2 separate regions of the Mus musculus genome follow, and region 1 is linked to region 2. A link is a contact called in ENCODE Hi-C or POLR2A ChIA-PET data. All regions are on one chromosome and are shown on one strand. The core of a region is the stretch at or near the end of the contact, and the rest is flanking DNA. Distances in the headings are between cores, read along the strand shown.

Region 1 (6,083 bases), core at 2,341-4,840, 95 kb before region 2:
TCTAAATAGTGCCACTCCCTGGTCCAAGAATATACAAACCATCACAATTCCATAAGATCTGGCTGTAGGGGGCTGGAGAGATGGCTCATTAAAAGCACTGACTGCTCTTCCAGAGGACCCAGGTTCAATTTCCAGCACCCACACAGCAGCTCATAACTGTCTAACTTCAAGATCTGACACCCCCACACAGACATACACGGAGGCAAAACATCAATGCACACAGAAGAAAAATACATTGAAAAGAAAAAGATTGGATTATAGATAGAAGATCCTGTGGCTATTATTTTCTTAGTTGGTGATTGTGGGTAGTGTCACCCCTGGGCAGGTGGTCCTGGGTTCTATAAGAAAGCAAGTTGAGCAAGCCATAAGAGCAACCCAGTAAGTAAGCAGCCCCCTTCACTGTGTCTGTGTCAGCCCTCTCCCACCCCTGTTTGATTTTCTACCTTGGCTTCCCTCAATGGGCTGTGACTCAGTGTATGGAAGCTAAATAAACTCTTCCCTCCCCAAGTTGCTTTTGGTCATGATGTTTTATCACAGCAATAGTAACCTGACTAAGACCATTGGTCCAGCCATCCCCACATCCCTACACCCATCCCCACATTGTGTTTCCATCTGCTCCATCTTGTGCTTCTGCTTGCCCGGGAATCCCAAGATCCCCAGTGCTGGGGCCAGCAGTATGCTCGTGAACTGACTCTTGGCGTGTGTTCATAATCGCAGCATTTGGATGGTTGAAGCAGGACAATCAGAGTCTGACAGAGACTGCAATATTCCCACATTGTAGGTGAGGAAACTGTGACTCTGTTTACAGTTGATCCTGTAAGAGCCAGAGCAGAATCCTGGGTTCCCTGTTCCAACCTATGAGACAGGTTCTGGGGAGTGCCTAGGGGGTCCCTGCTGGAGGCTATGAGGGGTGCAGCACACCCTGGCACCTTCCGGGGTGCCTCATGCAGAGGCTGTCTCCTCCTCTCTGCATACTTGCAGAGAGCCTCAGCTAGCACTCCAGTGACACAGAGATAAACCACAGGGAAGGCAGAGATAAGGGGTAGAAGTGGACCCATGGAACACCATCGGACAGGTTATCTTGGTTCTTGGCCTGTGAATGATCATCTCACTCTAAACATGGGCAAATAATGGCAGCCAGGATTCCTGTAAAGTGTATGTTTTCTAGGGCTGGAGAAGTGGCTCAATGGTTAGGAACATTTGCTATTCTTGCAGAGGACCTGAGTTTGGTTCTTAGCAACATGTGATGGCTCACAACTATCTGTAACTCCAGTTTTATGAGATCTGACGCGCTTTTCTGGCTCCTCAGGTATCTGGTGTGCATGTGAGATATATATATATATATTCAGCCAAACACACATACATATACGGTGTGTGTGTGTGTGTGTGTGTGTGTGTGTGTGGCTGACTTCTAAAGCTGGCTAGGACAAGGGTAGTGAGCCAAAGAAGCCCAGAAAGTCAAATCCAGGTCATCCGAGTGACTGGCTGGGGACCCAGAAAGGAAGCACAAAGAAACCCCAGGCCTGAAATACCAGCACCCAGCTCAGAGCCTGTAACCAACCAGGAAAAGACCTCCATGGGCATACCAGCCAGCAGGGGGCACTCTAGACAAACCACAGCATCCTGAGGGCCAGATGCTGACTCCAGACTCTCAAGTCCTCTGAACACCTCTACCTTCTCCATCATTTTAAAAGCTCGAAGGTGTCCTGCACTCTAAAATACAGGAGGGCCTTGTGCAGTCGTCCCTGGCTTCAAAGCTTCAGTTTCTCCATGGATAGGAGACAAGAGTCACTGGTGGCTCCACCAAGTTCTGCCTCCAAGGAGGATCTTCCAGGAAGGCCATGCCATTTAGGACCAGGAACTCAGAGAGGTCTTGACACATGCTTGCACATATCGATATCTTCGGTAGCCTAAGGATGCTCTGCCCACCCACGGAAGCTTCTAGCAAGTATGAGGAGCTTGCACATCCCTGGTCAGCAACCTTTCAGCCCCAAGGCTGCTTTTCCCTTATGAACGCTGTCAAGACCCCAGGCCTCACTTCAGGAGGCAAATAGCAAAGAGACAGACAGTACCACTCTAGATCAGGCTAACCTCCACAGGGTCTCTGGATTCAAAGGTCTTCAGGATACCTGTGGGCAAAGTTGTTCCCAACTTGACAGTCCATTTGATTTTGTTTTGGGGAACCCAAAACCCATAATGATTTTGTCCTAGATGACATGGTCTATATCTGTCCAGGTCTGGGCTCCATCTTATGGAATCAAGGTGTGACCTGGCTGGGCTTCCAACACTTGTGAGACTCATAGGACATCAGAGAGGTAACTGTCAGGAGACATTACAGACAACAGGAACAACAGAGGGAGTCCCTGCCCTCCTCCCCAAATACAATCTCATTGTAGTTCAGACTGGTTTCAAATTCATGGGGAATCCTCCTGCCTCAGTGCTGGTATTACAGTTATCTAGCTATTATATATTTTCATTTATAAAATAAAAGCTGAAGAAAGAGGCCCACACAGCACACTCCTTTACATTTATTTTTTCCAGATGGGGTCTTTGTATGTAGCCCAGGCTGGCCTTGAATCCATGAAGCTCTTGTTTGAGCTTCTTGAAACATTATACTTAGTTGAGGTGTCACTTTGAAACTGCTTGTATCAATAGTAGAGAATGGGGGCCAATAACACAGGAATGAACAGAGATGGCAGGCCTGAATTCCACACTGCAAGGTGCAAGGACTTGAAAGCTAAGGGTCTAGGGCCTGAGGAGAGGTTAGCACCAGGCAGGAAAAGGGGGTGGGGCATGGAAGGGACAGCCTGGCTTCTGTACACACTGTTTTCACTGGCTGCCCAGTTCCGAGGCAAAGCCTTTGAGAGATGAAGTGCAAGGCTGCCAGCGGGGCTAAGCTAGAAACCTCTGCCTTTCTAGCCATTAGCATGCTGCTCTTTCCATGTCCCCCCAAGACCGGTGGCCACAGTCTCCTGCGTACTCCTATCTCAAGCCATGGCTGGGTCCCAAATGAAGCCCTTGTTCCATCCCATTGGTCCAAAGCCAGTGGTTTGCAAGGCCACCCAGAACCCCATCACAGCACCCTGTTGTCAGGAAGCGGCAAGCCGTTGGCGGCCAGCAGAGGTCGCCCCACTGCCACAGAAGCACCACTCAGCTGTGTTTGCCTCCAGGTGCCTTTAGACAAAACCATCAGTGGAAGCAGCTCTAGCACCCAGGCAGGACCTGGCTCTCTACCAACCAAGAACCTGGTACCAACCTGGTAGCCTTTTCCAGTCTGCTGCCCTCTGATTAAGTGTGGACTCAATCAGGAAACTTTTCTGTGGTCCTGCCATCCCTGTCCTTGTGTCTTTCTAGTTAGCCTGGGGGGGTCTACAGTGGGTGGGTACCTGCTCTGCTACCCTCCCACTGTGTGAACAGGGCAAGAAGCTGGGCCTCAGTTTGTATATCTGTAAAATGAAGGCCTGGGCTAGCCATCCTCTGGCAGCCTGCCAAACGCCAGAATCCAAGGGCTCCAGCTGCCTGGAAACTCCACCTCAGTAGGAGCAGCACATTCAACTTTAAAATCCAAAGGTTCTGCCCAAGCGGTGGAGCCCGTAGCCTGGAAAACTCCCGGAAAGCCTCTTCCACCACTCCACCAACCCCCTGCCAGATGGCCCAACGCCCCAGGCACTGCCTCTCTTGAAGCTATGCCTGACCAGAGACCATTACATGTATGGAAGTTTTTAGCTGGTGACATGGTAGTCAGGCTGAGTCTTCCCGATTTCCAGGGGTGGTCGTGCTGGGAGAAGTTTCTGTTGACAGTATCATCTCCTGGCAACGCTCAGGTCAAGCTGGCCCCGTGCACTTAAAGCCTCCTGGAGAATGAACTGCAGAGAGCTGAAGGGGGACTAAGAAGCCAACCTCTTCAGCTACACCAGTGGAAAACAGTGGACAGAAGCCTCAAACAGGCGAGAACTCATCTGGCTGTCTTACATATAGGGTCTTTCCCTGGACACAGGGGTAGAGAATTTTTACTGTACAGTGGGCACTCGGAGCACCCCAGTGTGGGAAGAGCACCTCACAACCATCTTACAAATACTGTGTTTTCTTTTCCCACTTCTCAGGCCTAGCGAGTAAACCCGAGCGTCTCCAGGTAAAGGTGTTTTCACACGGCACACACATCTACGTACCCCTCTGCACTCTCCATAGCTGGTATGTGCACACATGGGCTGTTGGCCCAGATGCACTGGAGCACACACATCTCCTGACAGCTTGCACAGGCAAGTAGCACATCTCTGGGGAGCTGTGTGAGCAACGGTGTGCAGAAATGATTCAATCACCATGCACATCTGCAGCGCGAGTTGGGGGAGGGGGGAGGGGGACTGGCAGCAGGGCTGGGAGACTCTGCCCATAGCTTGACTGGAGGCTGTGTTTTGAAACAGGACCAGGGGGACAACCTTGCTCTGGCAAGAAAGAAAAAAAACAAAGAAAGAAAGAAAGAAAGAAAGAAAGAAAGAAAGAAAGAGGAAAGGAAAGGAAAGGAAAGGAAAGGAAGAAAAAAGAAAGAGGGAGGGAGGAAGGGAAGGAAGAAGGGAGGGAATGAGGGGTGGGGAGGGGGAAGGAGGGAAAGAGAGAGAGGAAACATAGAAGCCAGACTTTAGGGTACCACCCCAATCTATTCCTCCAGCAGTGTGGTGGTTTGAATATGCTTGGCCCAGGGAGTGGCACTACTTGGAGGTGTGGACTTGTTGGAAGAAGTGAGTCATTGTGGGTATGGGCATTAAGGCCCTCATCCTAGCTGCCTGGAAGCCAGTCTTTTCCTAGTGGCCTTCAGATGAAGATGTAGAACTCTGAGCTCCTCCTGTACCATGCCTGCCTGGAGGCTTCCATGCTTCCATCTTGAAGATAATGGACTGACCCTCTGATCCTGATGCCAGGCCCAATTAAATGTTGTCATTTATAAGAGTTGACTTGGTCATGGTGCCTGTTCACAGCAGTAAAACCCTAAGACAAGCAGCTTTAGAATTTTAGGGGGACAGAGGTCATGGAGCTTGGTCCTCTCCTAGCCTGTCCCCCTCCTCCCACTGCTCTTAGCCCACATCCCAAGCCCCTCACTTGGGTGGCTCGCTGCCTCCTAGTCTGAGGTCTGAACATATTGCTACAGCTGTGACTTGGCCTGCCCTTGGGTCAGACTGCCTGCCCTTTCACCGCTAAAGGTCCAGCAAAGTGTAGTTGGCAAGTGACACTACTCACTCACTCTACTCCAGTCCCCTCAGTGTCACTGTCACACACCTGTCTCCCCTTCAGCCAGGATGGCTGACAGTTATGCATCTTGAAGCCCATACCCCAAATGTGCTCATGCAGTGGACCGACGAGGGTGAATGCTATGGCTAAGGTACTGAGACTGAAACCTTAGTTGTAACTGGGGGATCTTGGGCCTGGCTGGTACCGGCCACTTAGGACAGTGTCCTTAAGGAGTGATACGTGTCCCACGGGTGAAAAGAATGACTTCAGGTAGCCTCTGTGCAAACCTTTTCCATTTTCACAGTGAAGTCTTGGTCTAGGAAAATGACCAAGGGTGAGCTCACAGGTCTTATTTATGATGGAGTTAAACTACTTATCTAATGGCTGACCTAAGTGAGCTCAAAGGTCATTTTAAATGTAGTCTTAGTTGAGAGTTGGGTAGGATGTAGTGGTGGGGAATGAGGTAAGGGAAGCTCTGATGTCGACCTCCACCCTCCTCATCTTAAAGGAGAGGTCATGGAAGCTCAGAGAACCACCTGGGAAGCAAAGGCAGGCGAGGGAGGGGGCAACTGTTTCTTCGGTGGTCTACTCCAGGGGAGGCTGGAAGACAGGCAGACAGGAGCCAGAGAAGTGAGGAAGCTTCAGGCAGCTGCTGGGGACCAGCTGTCCTTCTCGAGAGCAAGCAGTGAGGACAGGCCCTGAGCAGGCAGGAGATCCGCATAGGGTCGGGTTCCAGTGGGTGGTGGGCTGGGAGCCAGGCCTTCCTGACTGTGGGCTTCGGGAAAGCTCTTTCACCTCCCGAGCCTGTGACTTTTTATGGGAGGACAAGAAATCTCCTCCCTTCCCTGCTGGGCTAAGGG
Region 2 (6,602 bases), core at 1,446-3,945:
CCAGAAGGCAAAACTGGCAGTGTCCAGCAAAGTTAAGGGCCACCCTGACCCATACTGGTTCAGGCCACTTTCAGGGCGAGGGAAAATGACCCAGGGCATGTGCTGGCTCAGACCAGAGTCAGCTGGCCTGGTTTGCTGACAACCCCTCCACCCACCTCGTGCTCTACTCTCTGCAACCCTGGCTGTGGGGACTTCCCTCTTTGTGTCCCTGCAGTCTCAAGGTGCAGGCAAGGGCAATCAGGCTACAGACACTTGGATCTAGACACTTGATGACATATCTTTTTAGGGAAATAGATGAGCAAAAGTGGGAGACAGGCCTGAAGAGGGCAAAGGGACCACCTGTCACATGAGAAGACAGATTAAGACAGCAAGCTAAGTATCCCCATGCCTACATGTTCCTGAAGGGTAAACTGAGGCTCAGAGACTGGAAAGTGCCTGCCACAGGCAACTTGGAGTTAGGAAGAACCCCAGGACAGTCATCCTGGGTCCATCTCATGGAACCAAGACAGAGCTGCCTTCTCTGACCCCAACCTCAAGTTCAGGAAGTTGCAACACTTCCTTGTTTCCATAGTAACTAGCTACTGCTCCAGGAATACACTGAAATGTTTTTGTTACCTCCTCTGTGCAGGCCCTGGGCCAACCTGTGAGGACAGGGATGGATGGACGGACAGACGGACGGAGAAAGGGAGTGTGAAGGGAGACCCAGTCCCAGCCCCAGCCTAGGATGATAGCAAGCAACTAAGAAAGAGAGCAGAGGGGAGGGAGGAGGGAGAGCCTTCAGTGGAGAACCTTCCCAGCATCTGATACTATCAGGGGACAAGCTCAGGGGTACAGCTTTTGACCTGACTTCTCAGGGATGAGTAGACGTTCACCAGACCGAATGAAGAGGCTAGAGAAAATGTCAAGGCTCCGGCCTTGAGGTACCTCTCACCTTCAAAAGCTGCAGTGTGCTGTGTGAGCCTGGTGGCTCAGCTGCTTGGGAGGCTGAGACAGGTGAAAGGGAAGTGAAAGGCCCCACCTGTACTGCAGAGTGTCAGTTCAAGGTCAGCTTGGGCAACCAAGAGAGACCTTGTCACCAAATAAGAAATTAGTAGGGATTGGCATGTAGCTTAAGACACATGACTCTGGATTTGACCCCCAACCTTGAATAACCCATATGTGTGGGACCTGCCTATGGTCCCAGCACTTGGAAGATGGCAGCTGGAGGTTGGAGAATTCAAGGCATCCTCAGCTGTACAGTGAATGCCAGGCCTGAACCTCAGAAAGTCTCATCAAGTCCGGGAGGGGACCTCCGTGGTACAGTACTTGCCTAGCGTGGCTAAAGCTCCAGGTTTGATCCCCAGTACTATGAAGGAAAGAGGGGAGGGAGGGAGAGAAAATGGTAGTGGGGGGACTAGAACTCAGCACAGAAAGCAGAGAAGATGAAGGCTTGATCACTGACCAAAAAGGAAGATCGAGACCACAATGCAAAGTGTGGACCAGATGCCCAGGCCCCTTCCCAATTTCAAGTGTCTAATGGGCGTGCTGACAGAGTAGGTACTGTAGCAGTGACAGTACAGGTGACAACCCTAAAGGATTCTAGATAACCACTCTCTCCGAGGGGAACAGGACTGGGGACTGGACAAATCCACAGCCCGGTTCTCAGGCTAGTGAGAGACGCTCCCTAACTGTCCCAGGGAAGCAGCCTAAGTGAATGAAGGCTTTAAGAACCTTGAGAACTGCGCACAGGTTGCTGCTTTGCTTGTCGTCTCCCCATCCTGCATGCACTTGGTCCAGCAGGGAGAAGGCCAGCCTCAGAGAGTGGAGAATGGAGGCAGAGGGAGGCCAGAGCGCTAGGGTAGGCGCACCCAGCACCTTGCTAGTTTTATTTCCCCTCTCTGAGCCTCAGTTCCCTATCTGGAAAGAGAAGGAAGGTATGATGGACAGGTTCCTCTATTACCCCCTGATCCCACCCACTAAATCATCTCTGGATCTGTGGGTTCCGGGAGGGGTCATGTCACCTGACACTGCAGCAACAAATCCAAACTGTGGTTTAGGACAAAGCAACATTTGGTGGCTAAATAGGCCAGACACATGGGCAAGGAGTCTCAGGGGGGTGGCAGTGGTTTCTGGGGAACCCCCCACATGTACTGAAGTGTCTTACCAGAGGATGGCAGCCGTGGGCAGGCTACAATTAAGGGACCAACAGTACCCCAGACACCACAGTGAATAAACACCTTCATGCTTGCCCCAGGCCCAACAGCTCTGGAGAGCGGGGTCAGGGTAAGCCAGACCTCTATGAGACAAAGCAGAAATCCCAAGCAGGGGAGCCTTGTACCTGAGCCTTACTCACTCCAGTGGAGGGCATGGTTGGGATGCCTGGGTTCCAGTTCCAGCTCAACTAGCGACCTGTCCCTCTGGTTTAGACCCACTGTGTAGATGAAGGGCTGATGTTATTACTGGTGCACGTGGTAATAACACTCTGTGCTCTCTGACACAGTGCTGTTGCATAGCACCTGACAAGGGTAGGGCCTCCTGTCCGATGTTCCTAACAGCCACAAGGGATGCCACAGCAGGAAGCAATGCCAACAGCTCTGATTCCAAACCCAGAGCTTCTTACAGAGAGCCCTGAGCTTTGGAGCCTGGGATTGTTTGGGTGGGATGGGCCTGGACAGATGGCAGTGGGCAGTGAGGGGCAAGCTAGACTCGGGCGAGTGCCAGTGGAAGGCGGGCTAGAGAGGACACATGTCTCACGTCCATGCTGCCCCCACCTCCCTGGACAGGGCTCCACCTTCAGTAGTGAATGAATGTGACAGGAAGAGCCTGAAAGACAAAACCACCTTCCCAAAGCACCCAGTACAGGATCCTGCTTGCTCAGCAAATGCCAGCCGCCTTCTTCCCCGTGTCCCCAAACCATCTGCCTCCCTAGCCACTTCCACATCCCATGACCTGAGGGTTCTACTTCCCCATCCAGCCTGATGTCTTCAAGCTGCCCAGATTCAAAGAAAACAAGAAGGCCCAGGGCACAGTTTTATTTCAATTTGACCCAAGCTAGAGTCATTTGGGAAGAGGGGCTCTCCATTGAGAAAATACCTCCAGCAGATCAACTTGTAAATAAGTCTGCATTTTCTTAATTAGTGACTGATGTAGGAGGGATGCAGCTGGTTGTGGGTGGGGCCATCACTGGACTGGCGGTCCTGGGTGTGCTAAGAAAGTAAGCTGGGCAAGCCCTGAAGAGCAAGGCAGTACACAGCAGTCCTCCGTGGCCCCTCTCCATCAGTTTTAGCCTCCAGGGTGCTGTACCGAGTTCTTCCCCTGAATTTCCTGGAGGGTGAACTACAAGCTATAGGAGGGAACAAATCCTTTCTTCCCCAAGTTGCTTTGGTCATGGTGTTTTATCCCGGCGATAGAAAAAACCCTAACCAAAAGAAAGCCATCTCCTCCAGGAAGTCCATTCTGCTTACTCTGTCCTGCCTTAGATTCAGCTGCAGAGGACCCAGGCAATACAATTGTGCTGTGTCAAAAAGAGGAGTCCTGGATTCTTCATGGCTCTGGGATGAGAACTGGGCTTCAGCTGGAAGGGACCACTAGGGGAGTAGGAACAGCCCACTCCTGGAGGTGCACAAGGCCACACACGACATACTATGGGGATGTCATACACAGGACATATATCTGTATGACAGGCATCAGAGGATGTGGCTGCTAAGATACCTCAAGGACTTGGGAACCAAAGGTCCCAGGAATACTAGAAATGGGTATGTGGAGCTTGTGAGTGGTATAGAACAGGCTGTACAGCCTAGGCACTGCCAGGGGGCAGGCAAAGAGGGAAACTATCCAAGGTATATAGCCTAAGAACTCTAAGGCCTGAAAAGATTCAAACCCTCCAAGCAAGCCCACCTCTGCATAAAGGGACCAGCCGGGCTGACAAGAAACAGCAGAAATTCAAAGTCAGCTCAGGCCAGGTGGGGGCACTGAAGGCTCGCCCTTTAGTAAGGGCGTCCAGCAGAGGCTGAGCTCCACAGCCCATCTTCAAAACAAAACTAGAATTTCCCCCTGAATTTCAGTTCTTCTCCCAGGATCTGCGACACAGTGAGGTTCCGGGGCCCCGGTGGCCCGTGCACAATGAGTAGAGAGACTGAAGGCTAATGAGCAGCCTCCTTTCCCTGCCAGACAGCCAGACCACTTCCCAAAGTCCAGAAAGCCAGGAACATAAGGACTGTGAGCCAGGGAAATGATGTGTTAACCACAGTGGCAGATGGGGGTCACAGCCCTCCTCAAGGCCCTACCCAAAATGCCTCTCTGCACACAAAGCTTGTCCCCCAGAGATGGCCCTTCACTGTATCATGACAGGCAGCTCTTCTGCAGGCTGAGTGTTCTTGTCATCCACATTAGGGCTCCCAGCACCAGGAAAAGATGACCCACATAAGCTCTGACCTGGCCTGTTGCCTTCCTTGGAGAAAGAGTTGGGGTACTTCTCCCCACCTAATCCTCCTGAGAGAGCTGCAGACTGAATCCAGACACAGTCCACCCCATGCAGCAGGAGATAGGACTATCTCCCAGGGATACCAGCCTATCCCAGAAGGCCATACCTATAACTATTCATCCTACATTCCTAGGACCACTCGACCCTGGGCCAGGTAATATGTCGCAGGAGGACTCTTTTGTTAGGGACTTTAGTCGAGTCCCTTTTCTTTCTTCAACCTTGGTTTTCCCACCAGGAAAATGCCGGGCTGGATGAGAAGCAGGCTTCTAAAGACAATGTCCTCTGAAGGTAGAGGTCACACACAGAGCTGGAATGTGGCCAAGAGGAGCTTCAAGACTTGTCCAGCGATTCCTCCTATGGCCAGGGACTCCAGCCTTGTGGGCAAGGGCACTCTTCTGATACTGTTCAAAGATGTCCACACAGAAGTAAGCTGCGGGCTCTCTCTCCAGAAGATGGAGGTTACAGGAATGAGGCCGAGTGCTCTCAAGCAAGCTACGTTAACAGTTCCAGGGGGTGGGGTATTGTGCCTCCTCATCAACCTGCATCAGGATGCTGTGATATCATCCTAGTTCATATTGGGTGGGTAAGGAAACTGAAGCTCTTAGGGGTCTGTGAGTAGTAGCCAAGGGTGCCATTCTCTGTCTTCCTTCACAGATGCTCTGCACAGAGCTTAGCAGGTGTCAAGGCTTGTTCTACTCTGGGTCTTTTCAAATGGACAGAAGCCAAAAGGGAAGTTTTTGGCATCTCCGGCCTCCGTTTGCAGGAGGGAAAACAAGACGCTCAGACAGAAAGCCAGATAGATTGGCTTAGAACATTCTCCAGGGGCACCAGGCCTTTTGGAGAGTTGAGTTAAAATGTCTTTGGGTTATTATTGCCTCTATGAAAGGATAGGTACTCTGTCATGTTTTAGAAGGCCCTAAAGACAAGGAATCAGAAAGCTTTGGTTGGTTCTGAGTCAGTTTGACCTTGAGCAATCGGTACACTGGAGTTAAGACTTTGGGAGAGCACTCATGACACTGACTAAGGTTACTGTTCCTTAAACACTTGCCACAAGCCAGACACTGAACACTCCCTAGCTTCTTAACCTATTGGGAGAGTGGTATGTTAGTGATTGTTAGAGCATGAATAACTCATATACAGACGTGGAGGCCAAGGTCAGAGATGTCAAATATAAAAGGTGGAGTTGACAGACTACAGACAGCCAGAAAAAAAAATCCTGAAACAGGCTGGGGAGACGTGTGTCTCAGTCCCTGAAGCGCTTGCCATGTGATTATGAAGACCCAGTTCAATCTCCAGGACCCACATAAAAAGCCAGGTGTTGGAGTGCACTCTTACAGTCCCTGAGCTGGGAGGCAGAGGGTTCACTGGTCAGCTAGTGCAGCCTCATCAGCTAAGGTCCTGAGAAACACACACACACACACATACACACACACACACACACACACACACACACACACAGACACACACACAGACACACACACAGACAGACACACACACACACAGACACACACACACACAGACACACACACACACACAGAGACACACACACACACAGACACACACACACACACAGACACACACACAGAGACACACACACAGACACACACACACACACACACAGACACACACACACACACACACACACACACAGACACACAGACACACACACACTCAGATCATACAGCCATACAGACTCACATACATACCCGACACACACCCACACCCACACATATATACATACACTCTTACACTCACACATCCACACAGAGAAGAGTGAGAGCAGGGATGGGGGATTCAGTAAATGATTTGAAGTGGGTAAACAATAGCAACTTCAGTGGTGCACAATCCTCTCCACCTGGACCAGCTGTGATAGCCTGCTGTAGGAAAGCCATCTTGGTGGACCCAGGGCCTGTCCCTGAACCCCTCTGGGCTTGGACTCTCCCCATGTGCCATCCAAAAAGAAAAACTGAGACTCTGGAAAGGACTCCTTGCACTTCCAAACACCAGGAGAAAAAAAAACCAAGCCCCACCCCCCCCCCCCCCCCCGAGCTCCTCGGGAGAGCTCGTCTGTGCCTAGGCTGCATGCCCACTGTTGAAATGGTGTTTTGAGCTTCTCAACTGACCCAGCTGAGGTCAAGGT

The links. Hi-C counts contacts between places; a loop is a spot of excess contacts on that map. ChIA-PET counts read pairs that join two places held with the same protein, here RNA polymerase II (POLR2A).
Region 1: a loop to region 2 is called in a map of gastrocnemius, with 2.9 times the contacts of the local background. The contact joins two enhancer-like sites. A Hi-C loop is called at or near these places in 10 of 37 maps with a recorded cell type or tissue (CH12.LX, T-helper 17 cell, gastrocnemius and 3 more). POLR2A ChIA-PET finds 5 or more read pairs at or near these places in 2 of 5 experiments (Patski and embryonic stem cell).

Annotation. Positions count from the first base shown.
Region 1 is chr14:25,562,959-25,569,041 of GRCm38, reverse strand. The region is part of intron 3 of Zmiz1 (zinc finger, MIZ-type containing 1); the gene reads right to left. Among named protein-coding and RNA genes, the nearest start is that of 4931406H21Rik, 21 kb to the left of the region's middle. Within about 2 kb of position 3,590, at least 2 of the 3 ENCODE cell types and tissues checked have a DNase peak (open chromatin) inside an H3K27ac peak, as active enhancers do; they include gastrocnemius and heart, where a contact is called at or near this core.
Region 2 is chr14:25,466,686-25,473,287 of GRCm38, reverse strand. All of the region lies in intron 1 of Zmiz1 (zinc finger, MIZ-type containing 1), which reads right to left. Among named protein-coding and RNA genes, the nearest start is that of Zmiz1, 11 kb to the right of the region's middle. Within about 2 kb of position 2,695, at least 2 of the 3 ENCODE cell types and tissues checked have a DNase peak (open chromatin) inside an H3K27ac peak, as active enhancers do; they include gastrocnemius and heart, where a contact is called at or near this core.